2 separate regions of the Homo sapiens genome follow, and region 1 is linked to region 2. Evidence: chromatin loops called from intact Hi-C (ENCODE). Cell type or tissue: B cell. All regions are shown on one strand. Links, peaks and the distances in the headings refer to the core of each region. The heading gives the core; the rest is flanking DNA.

Region 1 (5,386 bases), core at 285-5,284, 47 kb after region 2:
GGTTTTGTTCTTTCTTTATGTTTTTCCTTATTTTTGTCTGACTGAGTTATTTCTGAGAACTGATCTTTGAGCTCTGAGATTTTTTCCTCACCTTGGTCTATTCTGCTGTTAATATTTCCATTTGTACTATGAAATTCTTGAAAAGAGTTTTTCAGCTCTAGAAGATCAGTTTGGTTCTTTCTTAAAAGGGCTATTTTATCTTTAACTCTTGTATCATTTTATTGGATTCATGAGCTTCTTTGAATTGGGTTTCAACTTGCTCCTGAATTTCAATGAGCTTTGTTGCCATACAGATTTTTGAATTCTATGTCTGTCATTTCAACTATTTCAATCTGGTTAAGAGTCATTCCTGGGGAGCTAGTGTGGTCATTTGGCAATAAGAAGATACTCTGGATTTTAGAGTTGTCAGAGCTCTCCCACTGGTTCTTTCTTGTTTGTGTAGGCTGATGTACCTTTAAGGTTTGATGTTGCTGTTCTTTGCATATGGCTTTTTGCTTTTATATTATTTGATGCCCTTGAGGGTTTGACTGTGGTATAACTTAAGTTTAGTCAATTGACTTTGTTTCTGGATACTTTCAGGGGTCCGAGATTCAGCCCACTCCTCCTGAGCTGTGTGTTTTAACCTTGGTGGGCTGGGACCAGGCCCACAATTTTTTCACTGGTCCCTCAAGATTAAGGACCTGCTGTGCTGGAGGAACCAAGGTGTTCCCAGTATACTGACAACAACACATCAATAGGGACTGCCAGCAAAAGCACTTCAGGGGTGTGGGGGGTTGGCAGTAGGGTCTTTGCACATGTACTGGTGAAGTGGTGGGGAGAGGCTGCAGGCAACTGCATGCTAGTGGCAGTCTATCTACAAAAGCTCTCCGACTGTTATGCAGGGTCATCTGGTGAAAGAGCTATGGTGGTGGCTGCTAGCAAGTTCTTTGGCTGGGCAGCTGAGGCTGTGCTGCAAGCAGGTGTGGCCAGGCAGGGACCCTGGGAGAGTCCAGCAAACAAGGGGGTCCTCAGATCATACTACCCCTACCCTATGAGCAAGATAGCCCTACTCTGTCCAGGTCTGGCAGCCAACAAAGGATGAAGCTACTTAGAGGAGTATGGCGATCCTTGGGGTATGTGTAACCGTGGCCATGCTCCACTATAGTCATTCTGGTGCCAAATACTCTGGGCTCTGTGAAGGCTGGATTTCTGTCTCTGCCAACTCTCTGAGAAGTTCTCCCTGCTAGCTCAAATGTCCGTGGAGATCATGAGGTCTCCTGCAGCTAAGATTCCAAATGTCCATGGCCCAAATGTCCTTGGGGCACTCCATGCCTATTTCACTCATCTCTTCCCCAGGAGCTGCTCTGGGCCAGGAATGAGTCTTAGTACTTGGTACCCCTGTGCAGCATTCTCAGCTTCCTCCCCTTTCAGCCTTGGGTCTCCATCCTCCATCTGTCCACTTTCAATGCCTTTTTTCCAAGGATCAATTTGTAGTGTGCCAATCTCCTTCACAGTCTGGTCTTTTGGTGGAAGAAGCTGTTTCTGACTGCATATAATTGGCCATCTTGGCTCAGATAATCTATCCAATTTTTATCTTATGCCAAAAGTTCTTGGTAATAATAATAATAATAATGACTTTTTTAATGAAAGGGAAAAAATTGAACAACCAGCTGGGATGGCTAGATGGATGGACGCTACATCCTCAATAGCAAATATAATTGTGAGCGGTAGTAAACCTAGGAAGTTACATCCTACCTGCAACAACTACCATAGCTATCTGTTTCTGTATCCCTAGTAAAGATCAGTCCCCTTCATGGCTGGCAGTTTTTGCATACTCAAGCAGTCTTCCCACCTTGCAAACCCCAACACGTCTCTTACAAGGGAGCAGGAGTTGTGTAAAAGGCCAACATCAGACTTCAATCAAAGATTATCTGATATGTTACATACTGAGTCCCTTCAACCTTTGTAAAGAATAAAAGAGGATAATCTAGAGAAATATGAGAGAAATCACTACTTCTACACTACAGTATCTCACCTCAAGCCTTCTCTGATCAGAACTTATTGACTGCCCTCAGTGACAGAGCTGAAATAGACTAGAGTAAGTATCAACTATAAGAGAAATCCTTCCTATAAGAGAAATAACTGTATATTGCTAAACAGTAAAGTCTAGGAAGTCTAGAAAGAGAACAAGAATGAATGGCTACAACGTTTTTCTCACCAAACAAGTATATTCCAACTACTTGTACTACATATTTCTTCAGAGCCTTAAATAATGGTGCAGATTTTAGAAATGTATTTTATCACTCTAAAACATTTTTCTCATCATTAAATAACTATATGGCTTCTAAGGTTTCTCTTACCATGGAGTTCTGCAGTTATAGGTAGAGTCAACCATGTTCTAGATTAATACTCTCCCCCAGGGGAGGGAGTTTCATTAACAGCAAATTAGATTATTTTCCATAGGTATGGGTGGCACTCAACAGATATTACCAAGGAAGCCTTCTTCTCGAGGGAACCAAGCATTTTCTTTTTTTATTATTATTATTATACTTTAAGTTCTAGGGTACATGTGCACAACGTGCAAGTTTGTTACATATGTATACATGTGCCATGTTGGTGTGCTGCACCCATTAACTCATCATTTACCTTAGGTGTATCTCCTAATGCTATCCCTCCCCCCTCCCCTCACCCCATGACAGGCCCCGGTGTGTGATGTTTCCCTTCCTGTGTCCATGTGTTCTCATTGTTCAATTCCCACCTATGAGTGAGAACATGCGGTGTTTGGTTTTTGTTCCAGTTGCAATAGTTTACTGAGAATGATGATTTCCAGTTTCATCCACGTCCCTACAAAGGACATGAACTCATCATTTTTTATGGCTGCATAGTATTCCATGGTATATATATGCCACATTTTCTTAATCCAGTCTATCATTGTTGGACATTTGGTTTGGTTCCAAGTCTTTGCTATTGTGAATAGTGCCGCAATAAACATACATGTGCATGTGTCTTTATAGCAGCATGATTTATAATCCTTTGGGTATATACCCAGTAATGGGATGGCTTGGTCAAATGATATTTCTAGTTCTAGATCCTTGAGGAATCGCCACACTGTCTTCCACAATGGTTGAACTAGTTTACAGTCCCACCAACAGTGCAAAAGTGTTCCTATTTCTCCACATCCTCTCCAGCACCTGTTGTTTCCTGACTTTTTAATGATTGCCATTCTAACTGGTGTGAGATGGTATCTCATTGTGGTTTTGATTTGCATTTCTCTGATGGCCAGTGATGATGAGCATTTTTTCATGTGTCTGTTGGCTGCATAAATGTCTTCTTTTGAGAACTGTCTGTTCATATCCTTTGCCCACTTTTTGATGGGGTTGTTTGTTTTTTTCTTGTACATTTGTTTGAGTTCATTGTAGATTCTGGATATTAGCCCTTTGTCAGATGAGTAGATTGCAAAAATTTTCTCCCATTCTGTAGGTTGCCTGTTCACTCTGATGGTAGTTTCTTTTGCTGTGCAGAAGCTCTTTAGTTAATTAGATCCCATTTGTCAATTTTGGCTTTTGTTGTCATTGCTTTTGGTGTTTTAGACATGAAGTCCTTGCCCATGCCTATGTCCTGAATGGTAATGCCTAGGTTTTCTTCTAGGGTTTTTATGGTTTTAGGTCTAATATTTAAGTCTTTAATCCATCTTGAATTACTTTTTATATAAGGTGTAAGGAAGGGATCCAGTTTCAGCTATCTACATATGGCTAGCCAGTTTTCCCAGCACCATTTATTAAATAGGGAATCCTTTCCCCATTTCTTGCTTTTGTCAGGTTTGTCAAAAATCAGATGGTTGTAGATGTGTGGTATTATTTCTGAGGGCTCTGTTCTGTTCCATTGGTCTATATCTCTGTTTTGGTACCAGTGTTTTGGTACCAGTACCATGCTGTTTTGGTTACTGTAGCCTTGTAGTATAGTTTGAAGTCAGGTAGCGTGATGCCTCCAGCTTTGTTCTTTTGGCTTAGGATTGATTTGGCGATGTGGGCTCTTTTTGGGAGCCAAGGATTTTCATCCAGATTTTATTATCTAAAACAATTCAGAGATTTTCCAATAAATAGGTATAAATATAGATATATTCATACATGTGAAACTGCTTCTTAAAGCTTTTCTCTAATAGAAAAACAAGTTCATTTGAAAGGAAAACCTACCGAATTGTACTACAGTAGTATGATTTAAAATACAGGAGGGCTGTTTCACCTAGGTCTTGAAGATTTAGAGGAAGTCCATCAGAAAAACATGGGTGGGAAAGGACAAAAAAAAAGTTTTCTGGATACCTGTAGGATACGGACTCTTCTCCGGAGGATAAGGTACAGCTGAATCCCTCCTCAATGCCTCACTACTCTTGCTTGCTGCTGTGGTCAAAAAGTATACATAGTGACACTATGAAATAAAACATTAGTACTTCCTGTAATTTATGGTCTAGTTAAAATTGACAATTTTTTTTATTTATTATAGGCACAAAGCAGACATTCGTAGAGAAACATGGATGAAACAGGAAATCTGACAGTATCTTCTGCCACATGCCATGACACTATTGATGACTTCCGCAATCAAGTGTATTCCACCTTGTACTCTATGATCTCTGTTGTAGGCTTCTTTGGCAATGGCTTTGTGCTCTATGTCCTCATAAAAACCTATCACAAGAAGTCAGCCTTCCAAGTATACATGATTAATTTAGCAGTAGCAGATCTACTTTGTGTGTGCACACTGCCTCTCCGTGTGGTCTATTATGTTCACAAAGGCATTTGGCTCTTTGGTGACTTCTTGTGCCGCCTCAGCACCTATGCTTTGTATGTCAACCTCTATTGTAGCATCTTCTTTATGACAGCCATGAGCTTTTTCCGGTGCATTGCAATTGTTTTTCCAGTCCAGAACATTAATTTGGTTACACAGAAAAAAGCCAGGTTTGTGTGTGTAGGTATTTGGATTTTTGTGATTTTGACCAGTTCTCCATTTCTAATGGCCAAACCACAAAAAGATGAGAAAAATAATACCAAGTGCTTTGAGCCCCCACAAGACAATCAAACTAAAAATCATGTTTTGGTCTTGCATTATGTGTCATTGTTTGTTGGCTTTATCATCCCTTTTGTTATTATAATTGTCTGTTACACAATGATCATTTTGACCTTACTAAAAAAATCAATGAAAAAAAATCTGTCAAGTCATAAAAAGGCTATAGGAATGATCATGGTCGTGACCGCTGCCTTTTTAGTCAGTTTCATGCCATATCATATTCAACGTACCATTCACCTTCATTTTTTACACAATGAAACTAAACCCTGTGATTCTGTCCTTAGAATGCAGAAGTCCGTGGTCATAACCTTGTCTCTGGCTGCATCCAATTGTTGCTTTGACCCTCTCC
Region 2 (5,337 bases), core at 1-5,000:
TGTGTGTGTGTGTGTGTGTCTAAAATAGAAAGACCTAAAGTCACTTTTATCTCTCACTCCAGTGTTATTTGCGTTTCAGGCCACATGAACATCTATGTGGTATGATTTAAGGGTCAGTGAGAAAAGCTTTCCCAGTTCAATCAGATATGAACAAACTGTTGAAAGATATATTTATATTAGTCAACCCTACAAAAGATAGATTAGTCAGTATGCCAATTTGTTGCTTTGCAGTGCAGAAATAAAACTGTTGGCTGGGTGTGGTGGCTCATGCCTGTAATCCCAGCACTTTGGGAGGCCGAGGTGGGCAGATCACAAGGTCAAGAGATTGAGACCATCCTGGCCAATATGGTGAAACCCCATCTCTACTAAAAATACAAAAATTAGCTGGGTGTCATGAGGCATGCCTGTAGTCCCAGCTACTCGAGAGGCTGAGGCAGGAGAATCGCTTGAACCCGGGTGGTGGAGGTCGCAGTGAGCCGAGATCGCGCCACTGCACTCAAGCCGGGCGACAAAGCGAGACTCCGTCTCAAAAAACAAACAAACAAACAAACAAAAAACTGCTAAGAAGTCTGATAGACTCATAGCAAGAAGTACATATCCTCATCCCTACAGAAAAGGCAATAAAGAAAGCCATTCCTTTATCTAATTTGATTAGATAAATCCAGACATCTTAGGTCCATTAATTCATGTTACAATCAAGGTGCTAAAACACCCTCAGATGGCAATTACTTTTGCCTTTAATTAAGATTTCTTTATGGATTAGTAGAAAAGGCCACTGTATAAATTCTTCTATCCTGCTGCTTCATTCTGTCTCATCCCACTCCATCTCATCATGACCTCTCCTTTCTCTGTGCCCCACAGTCCTTCTTCTAGATTGGGGTGGTGGGTTCATATGGAAGAAAAGAGAAAAAAATACTTTAAATTTGGGGGATAAGTTAGGAAGAGGTCCTTATAGAAATAGAGGAAAAGAGAGAGAAGAGTAAACATAAGCCCTTGGACATTTAACACATAGTTGATTTTCCTTTTGATGAATAAAATGTCATTATCTTGCTTAGAGTGCTTTCAGAATCAATACAACCCAGACATTTGAGCTCCTACATATGTGGAACTGATAGAAAAGAAACAGGAGTTCAGATCTAGACTTGAGGTCCTTGAGCTAAAGAAAAAATAGGAGACATTTGGGCATTCTTTTATTTTTCATCAATCCCTTTTCCCTAAAAGGGAAAGAAAAATCCAGTTTTGAATAGCATTTCAAGATGTCTAAAGTATATGACTTCTTAAGATTTCTCATAAATTTCAGATTAACAGTGTTTGTTTCTACAAAGGGTTGTCTTTGTGTTGTCATGGATTCACCAAGCTAAGTAGAATTGAGCTAATAATAACAACACTCAAACATCTCAGATGTGTCTTACATACTTATTCCAAAGTTCCTAGGAAATACTCAGGCCTCAGAAGGTAATAAGGCTTCTTTTCATTCCAAATTGGTTACCATTTGTGTTTGATCTGAATTTGAATTCTTACTTAAGACAAAGGGCCTTAAATAAAAAGCAATCTCCTAGAGAACAACTCTTTTGCAAGAGCCAGACATCTAAATGCCAAGATGATAGAAGCAGGCCTCAGAGTTAGCTGTAAGCAATGACCTCAGAACATCAGAGGATTCCAAGCTGCTGGTAATTAGGTAGAGAGTTATAGAGGTATTCCTGGAAAAAGGCCCTCTACTTAGTGCTTTACAAAAAGTTCAAAAGTATGTGTGTAGGTTGCAACACATTTCTATCACCCAAACTAGGGGTGAAAGTATCCTCCACTATACACTGTCACCCACACTCATGCACTCCTCAAGATCTCTATTGCCTTTTGTTAACTTTCATTTCCCTTAAGTTCTGGTCTTATGCATCCTTTTAATCTGATTACACAGGATAAAGCATTTTTGGCACAGTACAATGGAAGGGGACACACTGTCATTAGTTCTGAATGCCACAGTCCAAGGTCCTTTTTGGTTTGACAGTGTCATGTGCTTAGATTCCAACTGTCTGACAACAGAATGGCCTGAATTGATGGGTTTGACGTTCTCCTCTTAAGGAGAATAAGAGACTACAGAAGAAACACCTGAGAGCTGTCAGCAACGAAGTATCAGTTCCCCCATAGTTTTTAATACCAATGAGAATACATATCCTTGGAAATGTATTCCCAAAAAGCATATCCCTGTGAGCAGCACATCCCTGGAAATATGAAGTAAGAAAGCTACTTATTGTAATGATAGGGCTAAAGTGATCACAGACGGAAGGATCATTCTGCCCTCCTCCCCCAAATCTTTTACTACGATGGAAGAAAGTCACTGGGATCATTAGCATAGCCTGATGGTTTGTAGATTAAATCTCCATAGAGGATGAGTAGCTTTACTGTAGTCAATCAATAAACAATCACTCAATAAACATCAAATACACATTTTCCTATGTGCAAAGAGAGATATGATTGTGGGGTGGTGTGGTCAAAGTAGGTGAGCCTTATATGAATAAGAAAGAGAATAATAAAAATTTACATTTTAAAGAGCTTTGTAATTTACAAAACATTCATATTTGTTGACTCTCCTATTCATTCAGATATTGATTCAACAAACATTAATGAGTGTCTACTGTATCAAAAGATTAATACAGCATTGTCCCTAACCTCCCTGAGCTCAGAATTACAGGATGGCACAACCAACTTTTTTTCATTTGACAATAATAGGCTACATGGAGAGGAGGAAAGAGGGCACTGGGGAGTTGGTCAAATAAAAACAGGGCTCCACTGAGCTGCACCCTCTTTAAATATGTTTTCTGCATCCTGCCACTGCTCAGCAGCAGAAGAGGAAGTATCGGTTTTAGGAGCCCTGAGTCCCAGCCTCCCCACTTCCTCTTCTGCTTTGGCCCTGCCTTCATCACCCCACTCCTGTTGGCACTCCTCCAACACATACAGACTCTCCAGTGCATGCTAGCATTTACTAGAAAGGTAAAGGAAATCTTGGCAGGCGTATAACTTAATAGAATCATGAAAGTACATCCAGATACTGATTTAATCTTTTTGTCTCTGCTATTGGTTCAATCCAAAAACACCCATCAGTCTCATTCGGACCCTATAATCAAACACATCCTTGAGTCTTTGCATTTCCATTAGTCTCTGAAATATGGCACTTTTGAACTCTCCTCCAGCCCCACCAGACCACTTATGCCTTTTTTTTTTTTTTTGAGACAGGGTTTCACTCTTGTTGCCCAAGCTGGAGTGCAATGGTAAAATCTCGGCTCACCACAGCCTCCGCCTCCCGGGTTCAAGCAGTTCTCCTGCCTCAGCCTCCTGAGTAGCTGGGATTACAGGCATGTGCCACCACGCCCAGCTAATTTTGTATTTTTAGGAGAGATGGTGTTTCTCCATGTTGGTCACGCTGGTCTCAAACTCCCGACCTCAGGTGATTCACTCACCTTGGTCTCCCAAAGCGCTGGGATTACAGGCATGAGCCACCGCTATGCCGTCTTTGTTTTAAGATCTTTGCCTCCCTTTCTGCCCAAATGTGTAGATTCAATCTGCTCCACCCCCTTTCCTTTCTTCTCTGGTGATTTGTAAAATGCCCATCCATGAGTCATGGTCCCCTGCACTCTGTGAATTTTCAGGCTTCTTTTAAATAGATTCTACCCTACTAGATATATCCACATTTTACTATCACTTTACACCATTATTTAGATTCTTGCATAACAGCACCTGCACTTACACACACACACACACACACACACACACACACACACACGTGCTCCTTCCTCTGATCCTAGACATCCACCCTGGGAAATTAGATGCTCTATTACTCAAAAGCTCTTAAGACCACAAAGTTACTCTTCAAAGTTGCCCAATTAGGAGAGGAAAAGAGCAAAAAATGAAGAAAGCAACTCACTGCTACTAATGAGCTATGAGCTTACTGTCTAAATGGGTGTGACAGACATGTAAGCAAAAAGAGTAATTACAGCAATAACAGAAAAACAGAGAGCCAAATCATGAGTGAACTCCCATTCACAATTGCTTCAAAGAGAATAAAATACCTAGGAATCCAACTTACAAGGGATGTGAAGGACCTCTTCAAGGAGAACTACAAACCGCTGCTCAATGAAATAAAAGAGGATACAAACAAATGGAAGAACATTCCATGCTCATGGGTAGGAAGAATCAAGATCGTGAAAATGGCCATACTGCCCAAGGTAATTTATAGATTCAATGCCATCCCCATGAAGCTACCAATGACTTTCTTCACAGAATTGGAAACAACTACTTTAAAGTTCATATGGAACCAAAAAAGAGCCCGCATTGCCAAGTCAATCCTAAGCCAAAAGGAGAAAGCTGGAGGCATCACGCTACCCAACTTCAAACTATACTACAAGGCTATAGTAACCAAAACAACATGGTACTGGTAGCAAAACAGAGATATAGACCAATGGAACAGAACAGAGCCCTCAGAAATAATGCCACATATCTACAACTATCTGATCTTTCACAAACCTGACAAAAAACAAGCAATGGGGAAAGGATTCCCTATTTAATAAATGGTGCTGGGAAAACTGGCTAGCCATATGCAGAAAGCTGAAACTGGATCCCTTCCTTACACCTTATACAAAAATTAATTCAAGATGGATTAAAGACTTAAATATTAGACCTAAAACCATAAAAACCCTAGAAGAAAACATAGGCAATACCATTCAGGACATAGGCATGGGCAAGTACTTCATGTCTAAAACACCAAAAGCAATGGCAACAAAAGCCGAAATTGACAAATGGGATCTAATTAAACTAAAGAGCTTCTGCACAGCAAAAGAAACTACCATCAGAGTGAATAGGCAACCTATAGAATGGGAGAAAATTTTTGCAATCTACTCATCTGACAAAGGGCCAATATCCAGAATCTACAATGAACTCAAACAAATGTACAAGAAAAAAACAACCCCATCAAAAAGTGGGCGAAGGATATGAACAGACACTTCTCAAAAGAAGACATTTATGCAGCCAACAGACACATGAAAAAATGCTCATCATCACTGGCCATCAGAGAAATGCAAATCAAAACCACAATGAGATACCATCTCACACCACTTAGAATGGCAATCATTAAAAAGTAAGGAAACAACAGATGCTGGAGAGGATGTGGAGAAATAGGAACACTTTTACACTGTTGGTGGGTTTGTAAAGCAGTCCAACCATTGTGGAAGTCTGTGGCGATTCCTCAGGGATCTAAAACTAGAAATACCATTTGACCTAGCCATCCCATTACTGGGTATATACCCAAAGGATTATAAATCATGCTGCTATAAAGACACATGCACA

What was found. Peaks named below come from ENCODE experiments on the same cell type or tissue, not always from the same donor. Only the 100,000 strongest peaks of a DNase experiment are listed, where the experiment ranks them.
Region 1: a loop joins it to region 2, with 2.8 times the contacts of the local background. A loop is called at or near these places in 4 of 110 quality-filtered maps.

The regions. Positions count from the first base shown.
Region 1 is chrX:78,272,867-78,278,252 of GRCh38, reverse strand. It overlaps CYSLTR1 (cysteinyl leukotriene receptor 1), which reads left to right. Exons shown (of 3, transcript NM_006639.4): 3 at 4,480-5,386. The coding sequence starts at 4,507. Among named protein-coding and RNA genes, the nearest start is that of CYSLTR1, 52 kb to the left of the region's middle. In B cell, for the core only: no CTCF peak of the experiment used is centred there; no DNase peak of the experiment used is centred there; H3K27ac peaks cover 362 bases.
Region 2 is chrX:78,319,578-78,324,914 of GRCh38, reverse strand. All of the region lies in intron 1 of CYSLTR1 (cysteinyl leukotriene receptor 1), which reads left to right. Among named protein-coding and RNA genes, the nearest start is that of CYSLTR1, 5.4 kb to the left of the region's middle. RefSeq lists an enhancer at 1,851-1,940. In B cell, for the core only: no CTCF peak of the experiment used is centred there; DNase peaks (open chromatin) are centred at 1,954 and 2,894; H3K4me3 peaks cover 2,971 bases; H3K27ac peaks cover 3,454 bases.